4 separate regions of the Homo sapiens genome follow, and all the other regions are linked to region 1. Evidence: chromatin contacts called from ENCODE Hi-C or POLR2A ChIA-PET data. All regions are on one chromosome and are shown on one strand. Each heading gives the region's core, a stretch centred on a gene start or an enhancer-like site at or near the end of the contact. The rest is flanking DNA. Distances are from core to core; before and after follow the strand shown.

Region 1 (3,439 bases), core at 321-2,820:
GTGCAGGGCGCAGAGCAGCATGTTCTGATAGGGTCCCCTCACCTATAAGAACACAGGCAAGTAGAAGCTGGATCCAACTGAAGACGGGATGCCCAGAGAGAAGGGGAAGAACAAAGGGTGGCTAAACATGGCACAAGGAAAGTGATTCCAAGCCACACGATAAGAAAAACTGAGATCATGTGGCAGGGTGCAGCGACTCAGGCCTGTAATGCCAGCACTTTGGGAGGCCAAGACAGGCAGATCATGAGGTCAGGAGTTCGAGACCAGCCTGGCCAATATGGTGAAACCCCGTCTCTACTAAAAATACAAAAATTAGCTGGGTGTGGTGGCACGTGCCTGTAGTCTCAGCTACTTGGGAGGCTGATGCAGAAGAATCGCTTGAACCTACGAGGCGGAGGTTGCAGTGAGCCAAGATCGTGCCATTGCACTCCAGCCTGGGCGACAGAGCGAGACTCCATCGCCAAAAAAAAAAAAAAAAAAAAAAGAAAAACTGGGATCATCTTTTCCAAAGACCCTCACTCGTTGTTTTGAGGCTGCACCCAGGAGTCAATACGCTTCTCCTTCTAGGTGTCTGGGTGCTGCTGTCAATAGGATGGCATTCCACCTGCAGTTCAATAAATAGAAAGGAATCCAGCTTCTTGTTTAACAAAAGAGTGCAATTTAATCTCCTATCTATATCAATGGGAAGCTGAAAGAGCTATTCCTGGAGGCCCAAAGCATTAACTACAGAGCTAGAGTCACTTATGCTTTGCTGAACCACAGGCCAGTTTCTCCGTCTGTCCCACTTCTGTGTATGCGTCCCTCCCCACAAAGCACAGCTGACATGGAGCTTCTCCCAGCATCCCCTCATTCACCATCTGCCAAAGAACAGCACCTGAAATCTCAATAGTCAGTCCATTTTTGCTTCTACAGGAATTTGAGATGCGAGAGTCCCAACACATCGGCCCCATGAGGTTCTCTATGCCTTGTACCAAGTGGGGAGTGATGGAGAGATGATAAAAAAAAAAGTAGGAATTTCAGATCAATTTTATTCAACAATGAGCCAAAAGAACTGTCTCCTTGGAAAAGACTTCTTAAATGTCAGTTCACACTGGGTGCCAGAAAACAAAAACAACAAAAACCTGCTCCGTCCAGCTGAGCTCGTGTAACTTTAGGAATTTATCAGCACTGACAGAGGAGCTGGCAATGTACCAGGCACATGCGGCTCGATGGTAACCAGCTGTATGGAGTTTCAGAGCAAGGGCCAGAATGGTAGCCAACTGCAAACCTCTAGAGACGATTCACAAAAATTGAAAAGGTGCAAAACTATTGGCAAAACAGAATTTTTAATGAAAAAAAAAAAAAAAACGGGGGGCGGGGGTGAGGGGATACAGGATTTGTGCCTCCAACTTCCTGAGCAAGAAAGAGCCCTGGTGATTCACATGAGGAAAAGGCACGCTACCGATGCTACTTATTCCAAACACAACTACATTCCTCCAACAGCTGGACTTGCCCTTAGATTTATTTCAGCACGCAGAGCTCAGGGCAATGCAGTTTCCAACGACAGGAAAACCAGCCTGAGAAACCAAGACCCAGCAGCCCCAGCGAAAGGCCCTCCTGTCATCAGCCAGCCCTCAGTCCTGTGCAGACCCGGCTTAGCAGCTCGGGCTGTCCCTCCTATGCAGGTAGCTCCCAGAAGGCTGCTGCTTTCTGCCAATTCCTGGCTGCCTTTGCCTTCTTCGCTGATTTGAGGGTTCTAAGTGGACGTGGATGATTAGCAGCACAAACGTTCAGAAAACACAAAGCAGTGGGAAGTCTTTGTCACTGTCTCCCTGGAGCTGCACATTCCTGTATCTGATGTCCTTCCTGCTGCTGCTGTGGTCATGGGACAGCTAACAGGTATCTCAAACATGACCTGGCCAGAAACACCCTGACTCTCCACTCCCCAACAGTCCTCCACTTCCCTCCATCCTTTTCTCATTTTAGTAACCCCCAACACCATCTCCCCCCCAGTCACTCAAGCCAAAAATCTAAGTGCCCCCTCTCCCTCCCTCAAAGTCCACCACCACCTCATCACCAAGACAGAGGGACCCTGCTTCCGGTACCTGTTCCAAACACAACTACTTGCCTCCATTTCTACTGCTACCTATTGGTGGCTTCTTTGCCATCACCATGTGACCGCCTCCTCACAGGATGCCCTGGGACTCTCCTTCTCCCCCTAACATCCACATGGCAGCCAATCTTTCAACACTATGTGTGTCAAGCCTCTCTCCCACCTCACCACGACGCTCCCAACACTCCTGCCATGCTGGCCCTCCTTTATGTATTTGAATGCTTGGAGCTGATTCCCGCCTTGGGCAGAGTACTGACTGCTCCATCTCTCTAGAAAGCTCTCTCAGTAAATGACTGATGGTTCCTTCTCACTTCCTCAAGAGGCATCCCAGACCCACCAGCCTGAAGTCATCACCCAGGCACCTCTATCACATCCTCCTACTTCAATTACCTAAAGAGTTCTTGCCGCTATCTGATATTATCTTGTTTATTTAATCGCTTTGTCTGTTTCCATGAGAGTATTCTTGTCTTTTCATCACTGCACTCCCAGTGCCTAGAACAATGCTTGCACACAGGGAACCCTTAATAAATATTGCTGATTACATCAGTATCTTCATCCCTTTGATAAATGATGATCAATGATGACCCAAGATACTGTGCTCTGTACTGAGAGGGATGAGGAAGGATATGATGGCCTCGGTATTAAACAGTCACTGCTTGAACACCATGTATGACAAGAATTAGGCTGGTTAAACCCAAATGTCCAACAATGATAGACTGGATTAAGAAAATGTGGCACACATACACCATGGAATACTATGCAGCCATAAAAAATGATGAGTTCATGTCCTTTGTAGGGACATGGATGAAACTGGAAATCATCATTCTCAGTAAACTATCGCAAGGACAAAAAACCAAACACCACATGTTCTCACTCATAGGTGTGAACTGAACAATGAGAACACATGGACACAGGAAGGGGAACATCACACTCTGGGGACTGTTGTGGGGTGGGGGGAGCGGGGAGGGATAGCATTAGGAGATATACCTAATGCTAAATGAGGAGTTAATGGGTGCAGCACACCAGCATGGCACATGTATACATATGTAACTAACCTGCACATTGTGCACATGTACCCTAAAACTTAAAGTATAATAATGATAAAAAAAAAAAAAAAAAAGAATTAGGCTGGTTAGATTAGTGTCCTCTGAAGGATTCTCTTCAAAGGGAATCATTTTATCCACACATGTTCCTGCCAGCTCTGCCCTCTTTTGGAACACCATCAGTCTTGCCTCAAATTATAAAATGAGGTTGGGCGCAGTGGCTCACGCACATAATCCCAGCATTTTGGGAGGCTGAAGCAGGTGGATCACTTGAGGTCAGGAGTTCGAGACCAGTCTGGCCAAC
Region 2 (3,439 bases), core at 517-3,016, 120 kb after region 1:
CATTGAGCTTATCTGAAGGTGGCCAAAGGGGCCCTAAAAAGAGACCTCCCTCCCTACTGTTGTTTTACCCAAAATCTCATTTCTCAAATGAAGCCACATTCTCAGGTTATGGAAGTTCATTGTTTCACAAATTGCTCCTACAAGTAAAAAATTCTTCCTTTGTTTTTCAATGCAAAATAACCTTTAAAAAAAAAAAGAGGAAGATGCCACAAAAGGATCTTGTAGTAAATATGTCTTTTTCTTTGCCCCAGCTACAGCCAAGCTAGTGGTTCTTCTCCATGAAATGGTTCCTGAATATCCCATCATTGCTTTCCCATTCCCCCACTGCCATTGGTTATACTAACATATGTTTTCATTTATAGCATCATGGACATTCTCTAGACAGTCAGTCTGTTGAAAAGAAATTAATCCCAGCAGTGAGCTCAGATCCTGAATTCTCAGCAGTTTCTTGTGAATTCATGGCTAGGCTATTTCTGCTGAGGCTGAATCTGAATGTGTAAACAGCTGGCCAGGCTACACCGCCATGCATTTGGCTTAAATCACATTCTGCACCTACAGCAACACAGGCAGAAGGATACACTTCTCATCAGTAGACTCTCCACAAATACAACAGACACAATTCTTCGTGCTCATGATCACTGGGATAGAATACCCACTTTTTATTGAGCACCTACTAGATGCCCAAAACTGTCTGATCATTTTACATGTGTTATCTAGTCATTTTGCAGGCACCATTATTAACACACAAGGAGAGAGATACTATTCTCATCCACACTTTACAGATGATATAACTGGCACTCACTAAAGTTAAGAAATTTGTTCAGAATCCCATAGTTTTTAAGAGCGGAGCTAAGAATTAAACTGTCATCTCTCTTCAACTTCAACCTCAAAATCCAAAAATGACACAAACACCAATAATGGCATGTATTAGTGCATCATTATGAGATGAGTATTTGGGAACAAGTGAGGAGAACACTTAGTACTTTTCAGGGACACCCACACACTACCGACTGCCCGCTCAGATTATCACTTTGCCCGGAAACTCAGAGGTCCCATAATGATGGGCAAATGAGTTGGGGTGGTCTCAGAACCCTGAAATGATCACATGCATCAGAAGTACAGAGTGGTATTTTCAAAGCTGTATATAACTATGCGATGAGCCCCACTTTGTGTTATGAAGAGCCAAAACTGCCCATCAGTTTGTTCCAAACCCCACATGGAAAGCATGCATGAAAACTGTCATACACACACAAACAAGACAGTGGATTCTGACCTCAAACCCAGAAATTCTGCCTCCACCCAGGGCGCTCTTCATTACAGCAAACCTAAAACTAACCACATGGCCCAGTTTCCATGAAATGTTTGCTATGAACTGATGCAGCAACTATAAAATAAAAGGCCAAGAGCAGAGCACATCTGGCTGGAAACATCTGGGCTGGAAACCGAGCTCAACGATGACTTAGCGGTGCGACCTTGGATGAACGCAGCAAAGCCCACAGCAGTCTACACTTCCTACTTTGTAAGTGATGTGTTGTTATAAATACATCATCTCGCTTAATCCTCACAACCACCTTTTGAGGTGGAGACCATCATCCTCATTTCACAAATGGTGAAACCCAGGCCATAGTTTAAAAGTGGCAGAGGCAGGCAGGGTCCAAATCCAGTTTTTGTCTCACATCAAAGTCTTTGATCTGAGTCTCAGTTTCTTCACTGATAAGCCAGATTGGGATATCTGACTCATGCGGTTGCTATGGGCATTTCCTGCGAGAGCATCAGGAAAATCCTCTGCAACAGCACTCAGTCAACGGCAGCTACTGAGACTTTTATTACCAATCACTGGCGTCATCTTCTGCAGCCCCAGCAGTGGGTTAAGAGAAATAAAAGGCTAAACTCAGGACTACTTGCCAACAAGCATTTAACAGCATTCCTTAATGCTTCAGATTAATTTTCATCTCCCTCAACACCCTTTTTAAAGATCAGAAACTTAACATTTTTCCTTGCTGGACAAACTTGGCTTGAACATTGCTTTCGTCGCAGACTAAATCAACATACAGCTATTAATGCACCACACTCCCTACTTTGAGTATGGGTGCCACCAAGGTTCTCTCCAACCTTTGGAATTCTACGCAGTCATAGCTAAGTAGCTAGTTTTGTTTTGATAAAAGCTACTTTAAAATCTCAGGGGCCTATGCTTGCCAAAATCAAGTTGAAAAATGTTGGTGTCAAACAATTTGGAAGTATTTTTCTAAAAATAACACCCTGAGAATCTGAGGCAGATATATTTTCCTCTGAAGTATACATGATCACCGGGGCTCACTGGGTCGCTGACTTGAATGTTAGAGCAGGATAATAGATAATCTTCCTTAAAGAACAACACTGGACACTTTCTTTGACATTGACTTACATCCAATTTCAGGTCCTGGGAAGGCACAGGCAACTAAGTGGGTGGGTATTAAAGACAAAGGTCTTCAATAAATGTTTAAAGAACACAGTACAGAGATACCTGGCATTTTGGAGGGCACATTCTACAGCAGCCTGTGAGAGGAAATCTCAGCATTTGGTAGCATCCATGAGGGTCAAGCCAGACCATCTGCCACCAGGGCACTCCTGTCCATTAGCTGGGCCATTGTTGGCTTGTCTTTGAGGTACAAGTCAAAGTAATGTGAAAAAGTCATCTTCACTCTGTGTTGGGGTCGGTTTTAATTTTAATAAATGAAAATATGCAGGTAATGAACGTTCTATTGAACCTACCCAAGAACATGAATGTGAACCTGACAAGAGCCACGCTGAAGTCTTAAAGTTATTGAGTCACATCACATGCACTGATATTCTTTTAGTCTTATGAGTCTCACATTGAATAGTCAGGAAGTCTGAACAGTCAAAATGCAAATGGGCATTTTGAAAAATTCATCTGATAATAAAGTCATTATAACTCTAATCTCCTAATATGCTAATATAATACATATTATTAACATTGTTGTTAAATACATATATAGGTGGGCACGGTGGCTCACGCCTGTAATCCCAGCACTTTGGGAGGCCGAAGAGGGCAGATCACTTGAAGTCAGGAGTTTGAGACCAGGTTGGCCAACATAGTGAAACCCTGTCTCTACTAAAAATACAAAAAATAACCGGGCATGGTGGCAGGATCCTGCAATCCCAGCTCTTCAGGAGGCTGACGCAGGAGAATCGCTTGGACCCAGGAGGCGGAGACTGCATTGAGCCAAGATTGCGTCACTGCACACCCTGGGCAACAGAGTGAATGAGACACCATCTCAAAATACACACATACATACATACATACAATTAGCTATATTACTATCCAATCTGCTATCTTTTTATGGTTTATCATGGACTTTATCAAATTGCGTGATGCCAACAGGTGATGCTGGAGGGCTTTGGTAGTTGTTTGTCCTCCCTCTTCCCTAATGGGGACTTT
Region 3 (3,439 bases), core at 348-2,847, 110 kb before region 1:
TTTTTTTTAATACTTTTAAGTTCTGGGGTACATGTGCAGAACGTGCAGGTTTATTACATAGGTATAGATGTGCCATGGTGGTTTGCCGCACCCATCAAACCGTCATCTACATTGGGTATTTCTCCTAATGCTGTCCCTCCCCTAGCCCACCACCCTCCGACAGGCCCCAGTGTGTGATGTTCCCCTCCCCGAGTCCATGTGTTCCTGTCCCTGCTCCTCTTCCGCTTCCTCCCATTTCTGTGGGAAGGAGGGGAAAGCTGCTGTCTTAGTGGCTGGCGTTGGGTGTTAGGGTCCTCCTCCATTAATGGCTGGTGCATAGAGCACAGGAAGAGAGCCCCAGAAGTGCCAGGCGGTGGTGCAGCTGCTGCCTGTGTCTAGCGGGCTCCATCCGGTCCCCCGGGCCGACCTTCAGCGGCTGGAATGCTTGCAAACCTGAAACCGCCTTCGCAAAATGATGACTGAGACTAAAGAGATCGAACTTAACTGACTCCATCTTTCTAACCTCCAAGCTGTCCTTGTTCATTCCTGGGCACAGGCTGACTTAACTTTGGGAGAAACTTACAGTTTAAACAAAGGCGGTAACAGCCCTTTGCCAAAGCAGACCTCCTTCTTGCCTGGGGACTAGATTGCTTTTGTAGGACTAACATTAGCCACAAGATTAGAAATTATGGCTTAGGAGTCAGGCAGCTTGGGGCTACAAGATTCTGAGCCTCTCTAAACTGCTCCTAAGATCAGTGCCTGAGATATTTTGCAGGCCCTGCACTTGATGGATCAGCTGGCCCCACTCAGATCAATAAACTGGTTCATCTGATCTTGTGGCCCCCACCCAGGAACTGACTGAGCACAAGAAGACAGCTTTGATTCCCCGTGATTTCATCTCTTACCAATCAGCACTTCTGGCTCACTGGCTTCCCCTACCCCACCAGCTTATCCTTAAAAATTCTCCCCGAATGCTCGGAGAGACTGATTTCAGTAATAATAAAACTCTGGTCTCCTGCACAGCTGGCTCTGCGTGAATTACTCTTTCTCAACTGCAGTTCCCCTGTCTTGATGAGTCGGCTCTGTCTAGGCAGCGGGCAAGGTGAACCCACTGGGCGGTGACACACCCAATGAGGTTGAAAAGCAGGTTCCACCCAGAGTGGAGCTTTTCCTGATGCAATATCCCACCCCCTGGTTGTTGGTGCTGGTGTGTGAGTCACAGGCCCAGCCCGGGTATTTGAGACGCAGTGACCTCAATAAGGACTTGAGCTGGTTTCCTGAGTGCCCTCTGGTGAGCCTTGTGTCTGGGTAGCCTTGCCACCCAGCGCGTCTGCTACCAGGAATGAGTTGGAGGGAAGCGGGAAGGCTGTGTTATTTCTCCATCTTCCTCTCCAGGAAGGAGGCGGCCTTGGTCCTGAGGCGGGGTTTGCTCTGGGTAGAGAGCTCTGGATGTTCTGTTGTTGCTTGCACGTCCCCAGAAGGATCAGGGCGACACAGAAAACTTGGTTGAGGTGTCTTGCTAGGGCTCCTTAAAAGGAGAAGGTAGCCAGGTGAAACTTATCTTGTTTGCTTGGCAAGTGGTGACGTACCTTCGTGGTCAGATTGAGAGAGCAGCGAACTGAGGAGGGCGGAGCTTTGGAAGTGCAGAAGGACGAGGGGGTGGTCACTTGTGCCTTGCTGCTCCAGGAAGCTGCCTGGTGACCCTCAGTCCCCTAAGTCAGCAAAAGATTGTTTCCCAGGGTGTCATATTGCACAGCTGGCTACAGTGGGAGAAGAGGCGGGGAGATTACCTCCCTGCTGGGAGCTCCCCTTGCTGTGAGCAGACTTAATGCCCAGAAAATAGAAGGGATGGGAGCCAGTGAAACCAGTTAAACAGCAGCTGTTAAAAAGGGAGTGGGAGTAGAAACGTCAGAGTTCCCAGCTCTCTTAGGGAAAAGCGATTTAGATTTCCTTTGCCATCTAGAAAGATACTGGTGTTTTCCTGGAAGAGCTTACTGTGGCATACCCATTCCCCAGGAGCAAGCATTGTGGAAGCCTGCAGGCGAGCGTGTGTGTGAGATGAAGGTGTGCTGAAGGACACTCTTGATGATGGAAGCTTCCCTGAAATCAGAACCTGGGATCACCAAGCCTCCTCAAGGCAGGTGCCCGTGACTGGATGGTTATTGAATGAGCGACATGCCTGTCCCTCTGAGTTGGGTGTCAGACACATCATTCGAGGTTTCCGCACTTGTCCGGTCAAGACTGAAGTTGTCTTTATTATCTTAGCAGTCAAGGGCATTTAAACGCTTGAAAAGCATTCAACATACATTAAAACTTGGGCTGTTTATTTGGACTGTCTTAGAATCAACTCCAGATGGCAGGATTTAGTTTGAATTGTGAGAGGAATGTATTTTATAAATGCAGTGCATCTTACCGTTAGCGCCTCCCTAGAGTCAACACGAGTTACTCTTCCTTGGTCACAGGGTCCACAGTTAACATTTACTGAGCTCGAGCACACCAGCGCTGTCCCTGAGCACTTGAGTTTGCTGTTAAGTGGAAAATGCAGAGAAGTAAACCTGAAATGAAAATCAGAGCAATAGATAATAAAAGTAAAGTTTGCCCAGGGCGTGGGGAGGGAAGACAAGTGAAGCATTTTCCTGACTTGCGGAACCTCCAAAAGCAAAAAGGCCTGGGAAGTTGGGGCGTGTTCTCAAAGGGTGAGCTCACTTGGAGTCAGCGCAGTGAGACCTGGAGTCAGGGGCGAACTGAGGGGTCTTCCTTGGGTGTTCTAAGAGCCGGACTCAGTGCTCTCCCAAAGGGACCAAAGAGCCTTAAAAAAGGTTTCTTCTTTTTTTTTCCTCCATGTGTGCAAAAGCCACCACCGAGTCCTGAGTCAGCAGCGGAGCAGGCTGACGTCTGAACCCCGTGAACCCACTGTGAACCCAAACTCTGGCGGTGGCGTCCCGTGCCAGCCATGGGTTCTTGGCTGCTCGCCGTGGCCAGGCTCTTGGCCAAGGCCTCGTGCAGAAGCTCAGGAGACAGCTGCCCGGGCCCCTAGGTCGTGAAGTGGGAGTCGGGATCCAGACCCTGCCCAGGCTGCCCCGTGCCCTGCACTGCCTGGCTCCCCAAGGAGGGCGGACAGGTTTGCGGGCTTGTTTTCCAGGGAGTAGCACTTTGGGATTTGTGGTTTTAAAAAGAGAACTCTGCAAGTCATGAGGGCTGAGTAGCTTGAAGAGAGACCACAGGGAAGGCAGGCGCAGAGCTGGGGACTGTGAGAGCCGGGGCCTTGAGAGGACACAGACATGCATGTTAGGACAGACCTGCTTTTCTGGAAAGCTCCCTGAGGGGAGACTGTGGCAGCTTTGGGAGGTGCTAGAATTGGCTGCCCTTCTGCCAAACAGGCAAGTGAGTCGGAGGCCACGCTAGGCGGCCCCTCCACTCACAGGGACCTGGAGACACACGGTAGGGGGTGGGGGGCGCA
Region 4 (3,439 bases), core at 303-2,802, 70 kb after region 1:
CCCTCAGCTCAGGAGCTCTCCTCGTTGGGGCCTGATACTCCCTGCTCTCTCTCTTGCCCAAATGGGCTTATTGCACTCACCTTAACTCTCCTCGCCCCTGGTTTCAAAGCACCCACAGCTGCAGATAAGAGCTGCTCCTGCCCCTACTCTGGTCCCAAGGGATCAATATCAACCATGCTACCTCATCGACCTCAATCTCTCAGCAAGGAGAAATGCATCCCACAACTGAGAACTAATGGCTTCCATTCTCACCCCAATGGGATCCTGAAGAAGTTCCTCTTTGCTCTTCACCTTGCCTTTCCTTGATCTCTCCAGACAACGATGTTATAGGTAAAAATTCCTCAAATGCCCAGACCTTGGTCAGTGCTAGCACCCAGGCTAGGTTGGTGCTAGGAGAGAGGGCTGCAGTGCTTTTTGCCTGAGCACGCCCAGGAAGGGTGAAGTGTGGCAAAGCTGATCTGCCCCGGACAGGGAGAAGCAGCTCTCGGAAAAAGAAAGTGACCATCTTTGGCCACTGGTGTGGGCAGGGGTGAAAAAAAAGATGAGTGTGGGAGGTTGAAAATATAGCAACTGGGGAAAATGGAGGAATGAATGTGAGCTAGAAAAGAATTTTTTGATATGGGTAAGATTACAGGCATAAGCTGGCACTTGCCATTCATGGTAGATTTTACAAAAGTGGTGGAAAGAGAGTTCATTCCACGTGTTTGCCCCATTATTCTGGAGGTTTGATTATGGCTTTCCATTAAAGAGCAGAGTTAACAGCTAACTTGGTGGCCCCTGCTTTTGTGCCAAAATGTGGCAGCTAAGTCAGCCCAATTCATGGAAAGTTCCTTTTTGCTTCCTACTTCTATGCAGGGAAGTTAATGGGTACAGAGCCAGTCTGTGTACGGGGTCAATTTTGAGGTGTGTCTACACCAAGTATTCCTTAAAAGGAATCAGGTTTCCTTAGGGGAAAAAAAAAATGATCATGAATTTTAAAGTCGACAGACAGGATGATCTGTTTTGTTTGAGAAATCCGGTCACCCGAATTAACAAGGCTGTTGCACGCATCCTCCATGCCCTGGCTTTGGCTCAGAGGACAGTCTTTACTTTCTGCTTTTTAAAGAAGTCTGAGCCATACACCACCGAGTACGTGTACACTTAAATAAACATAAAAACACTGGCTTCTTAAGGCAAGTTAAGTATCCCTCTGTGTGTTTTCAATGTACTACCATTTTGGGGACTTGATTTCCCCCCAAAAGCCCGAAAGGTTTATACGATCAAAACACCTCTTCTTTAGGTTCTATCCCCTCTAAAATATTAAATGCACAGTATTATCTAGAAAACGCTGAGCTTTCAACAATCCAAGTCCCAGGAATGTAGAAAGACATAAACAAAATGGAAAAGTAAACAAATGCCAAGCTCCTAAGTCACTGCCAGGAAAATTCTAACAGAGAGAAGAGAACGAGCCACACATTTTTAATGTGGCTCAGAAAACCCACACCTCCGCAGAAGGCTTGACTTCAGGCTTCTCTCACTTGCCAGCAACCTCATACAATAGAAGCTCTGTTTCTGCCAAGCAGACCTGTCTGACTTCTCCACCTCTTCACCTACAGAACTTTCAGATGGTAAACAGACGTGGAAAGTGACACGTGGACCAGAGAAAGCCCTACAAGTCCAACAGAGAGAAAGAAAAAAGTGCATTAAAGTGGCCAGGAGCTGGTCAATGTACTTGCCCAGGGCTCCTCCAGGTGGGGGCTGGCATGAGCTCTGCATTACTGACATTTGAGCAGGTGTTCCTTTGTTGGGGGCAGGGTGGACTGTCCTATGCCTTGTAGGATGATCAGCAGTGCCTTGGCCTCTTTCCTCAAGATGCCATTAGATGACAACCAAAGCAGTCTCTGGACCCAGCTCGATGTCCCCTGGATGGCGCAATGGCCCCAAGTTGATGACAGCTGGTCTGGACCAACAACAGGATCACCAATTCCAGGGTTGGAGAGACCTGAGAGATCATCCAGGCAGGGGCTTTGTCATTTGGGATGCATTAATGGAGTCCCTTAAAGGGTAACTCTCCAAGGCCATGGAGCCCCCAAGTCGGCAGCAGCACAGAAGACAGAAGCCTCAGTGCCTGACCAGGCCAACATTTTTGGAGAAGTCTATTTTCAAAGAAAACTGGACATTAAGTGCCCCATATATATTTGAAACCATCATTTGGTAAAGCAAGTAATATTCATAATGCTGTTCTTTCTATATTTTAGAAAAAAAGTACAGAGGGGACGGGGAAGGGTGGCCCTGCTGGGCGGAGCAGAGAAGTGGCTTCACCTGCAGAGATGGAAGAGCTGATGAAGCCACCGGCAAGAGGGCACAGTCAGAAGGCAAGACCCTTTTACATGTACAGAACACATTTTGTATATGTTTATAAAACTGCTGTTATATAATGTAACATTTTCCCTGGAAATCAATCCACTCAAAAAGAATACGCGGACATCCTGGGTACCAAACCAAGAGGGCTCCCAAAGCATCTGCCCAGCTCTCTTCACTGCCGGTTAGAACGATGATAGAGATGTGGTTGGATGACTGCTACCAAGGCTGAGAGAGACACGGGGTCCGTGCAAACGACAGTGGCCCAGGGCCCCAAGGAACAGTTCCCAGTGACCTCTAAGTGACTAACGTGAAAGCCTGTCGTCCCCACACTACTCGAGGCCAACCCCATAAGGCAGCATGGACGGACTGTCTTCTCACTCCAGACCTCCTAACCTAACACCAACTTTCTCTTTGCCTCAATAAATATCTTAATCTAGATACAGTGCTCTCAGGGGAAAGGGTGTGGCCAAATTCTGTGTGTGGTTGGCTCTTGGCCTATTACTGGGACTGAGAGGGAGTGTTTTAATAAATTCTTTAAACATTATTTGGGGGAACATTAGAAACTATTCAATAGTGAGGCCAGAACAAAAGAGGAAGCTTTCAATGCTCCTGTAGCATTTCAGTCCCCCTGATTAGCTACTGATTAGCACACATACTTGAAGCAGCAGATCATCTGGGAGGCAGAAAGCATCCAAAAACATAGAAACAAAAAACTATTTTAAAATAATAAAGAGCTAGAATTAAATGTACCGATTATTAAAATAGCAGTGATTTCAGCACCACATTTTTGTCCGTGCAGTCGTGTGTTGCAGCCATATAGCTCCACTGAACAGCTTTTTGTTACTGTTTATTTTCCTAAGCTCTCAAATAAAGTGATTAAAGAATTACATCTTCCTAAGGCTGCAGAAGGATGGAAGGAAATTATGAATTCAGGTTTCCAAGACTATAATTGGAGTTAAGACTCTAATGTGGTTCTTTGGGGCCCAGACTGTATCTTTACTAATATTTTTCCTACTTTAGCATTTATGTTGCCACCCAGGAGCATAACTCCACACACAATTGCTCAAGGCTTATGAGTCTTCTGTAGAATAGGCAA

The links. Hi-C counts contacts between places; a loop is a spot of excess contacts on that map. ChIA-PET counts read pairs that join two places held with the same protein, here RNA polymerase II (POLR2A). Pooled maps may share reads with other maps.
Region 2: a loop to region 1 is called in a map of chondrocyte, with 2.4 times the contacts of the local background. The contact joins two enhancer-like sites. A Hi-C loop is called at or near these places in 1 of 168 maps with a recorded cell type or tissue (chondrocyte). POLR2A ChIA-PET finds 5 or more read pairs at or near these places in 5 of 52 experiments (AG04450, Caco-2, HepG2 and 2 more).
Region 3: a map of gastrocnemius medialis shows a loop between it and region 1 (4-fold over the local background). The contact joins two enhancer-like sites. A Hi-C loop is called at or near these places in 1 of 168 maps with a recorded cell type or tissue (gastrocnemius medialis) and 1 of 50 pooled maps. POLR2A ChIA-PET finds 5 or more read pairs at or near these places in 3 of 52 experiments (BJ, PC-9 and naive thymus-derived CD4-positive, alpha-beta T cell).
Region 4: a loop to region 1 is called in a map of IMR-90, with 2.8 times the contacts of the local background. The contact joins two enhancer-like sites. A Hi-C loop is called at or near these places in 1 of 168 maps with a recorded cell type or tissue (IMR-90) and 2 of 50 pooled maps. POLR2A ChIA-PET finds 5 or more read pairs at or near these places in 4 of 52 experiments (CD8-positive, alpha-beta T cell, H1, PC-3 and 1 more).

What each region holds. Positions count from the first base shown.
Region 1 is chr13:98,369,127-98,372,565 of GRCh38, reverse strand. The region is part of intron 5 of FARP1 (FERM, ARH/RhoGEF and pleckstrin domain protein 1); the gene reads right to left. Among named protein-coding and RNA genes, the nearest start is that of FARP1-AS1, 65 kb to the left of the region's middle. Within about 2 kb of position 1,570, at least 5 of the 41 ENCODE cell types and tissues checked have a DNase peak (open chromatin) inside an H3K27ac peak, as active enhancers do; they include IMR-90, where a contact is called at or near this core.
Region 2 is chr13:98,251,703-98,255,141 of GRCh38, reverse strand. All of the region lies in intron 2 of FARP1 (FERM, ARH/RhoGEF and pleckstrin domain protein 1), which reads right to left. Among named protein-coding and RNA genes, the nearest start is that of MIR3170, 45 kb to the right of the region's middle. Within about 2 kb of position 1,766, at least 6 of the 41 ENCODE cell types and tissues checked have a DNase peak (open chromatin) inside an H3K27ac peak, as active enhancers do.
Region 3 is chr13:98,482,774-98,486,212 of GRCh38, reverse strand. The region is part of intron 2 of STK24 (serine/threonine kinase 24); the gene reads left to right. Among named protein-coding and RNA genes, the nearest start is that of FARP1-AS1, 49 kb to the right of the region's middle. RefSeq lists enhancers at 956-1,035, 1,436-1,515, 1,576-1,745, 1,182-1,873. Within about 2 kb of position 1,597, at least 38 of the 41 ENCODE cell types and tissues checked have a DNase peak (open chromatin) inside an H3K27ac peak, as active enhancers do.
Region 4 is chr13:98,299,489-98,302,927 of GRCh38, reverse strand. All of the region lies in intron 2 of FARP1 (FERM, ARH/RhoGEF and pleckstrin domain protein 1), which reads right to left. Among named protein-coding and RNA genes, the nearest start is that of MIR3170, 93 kb to the right of the region's middle. Within about 2 kb of position 1,552, at least 7 of the 41 ENCODE cell types and tissues checked have a DNase peak (open chromatin) inside an H3K27ac peak, as active enhancers do; they include IMR-90, where a contact is called at or near this core.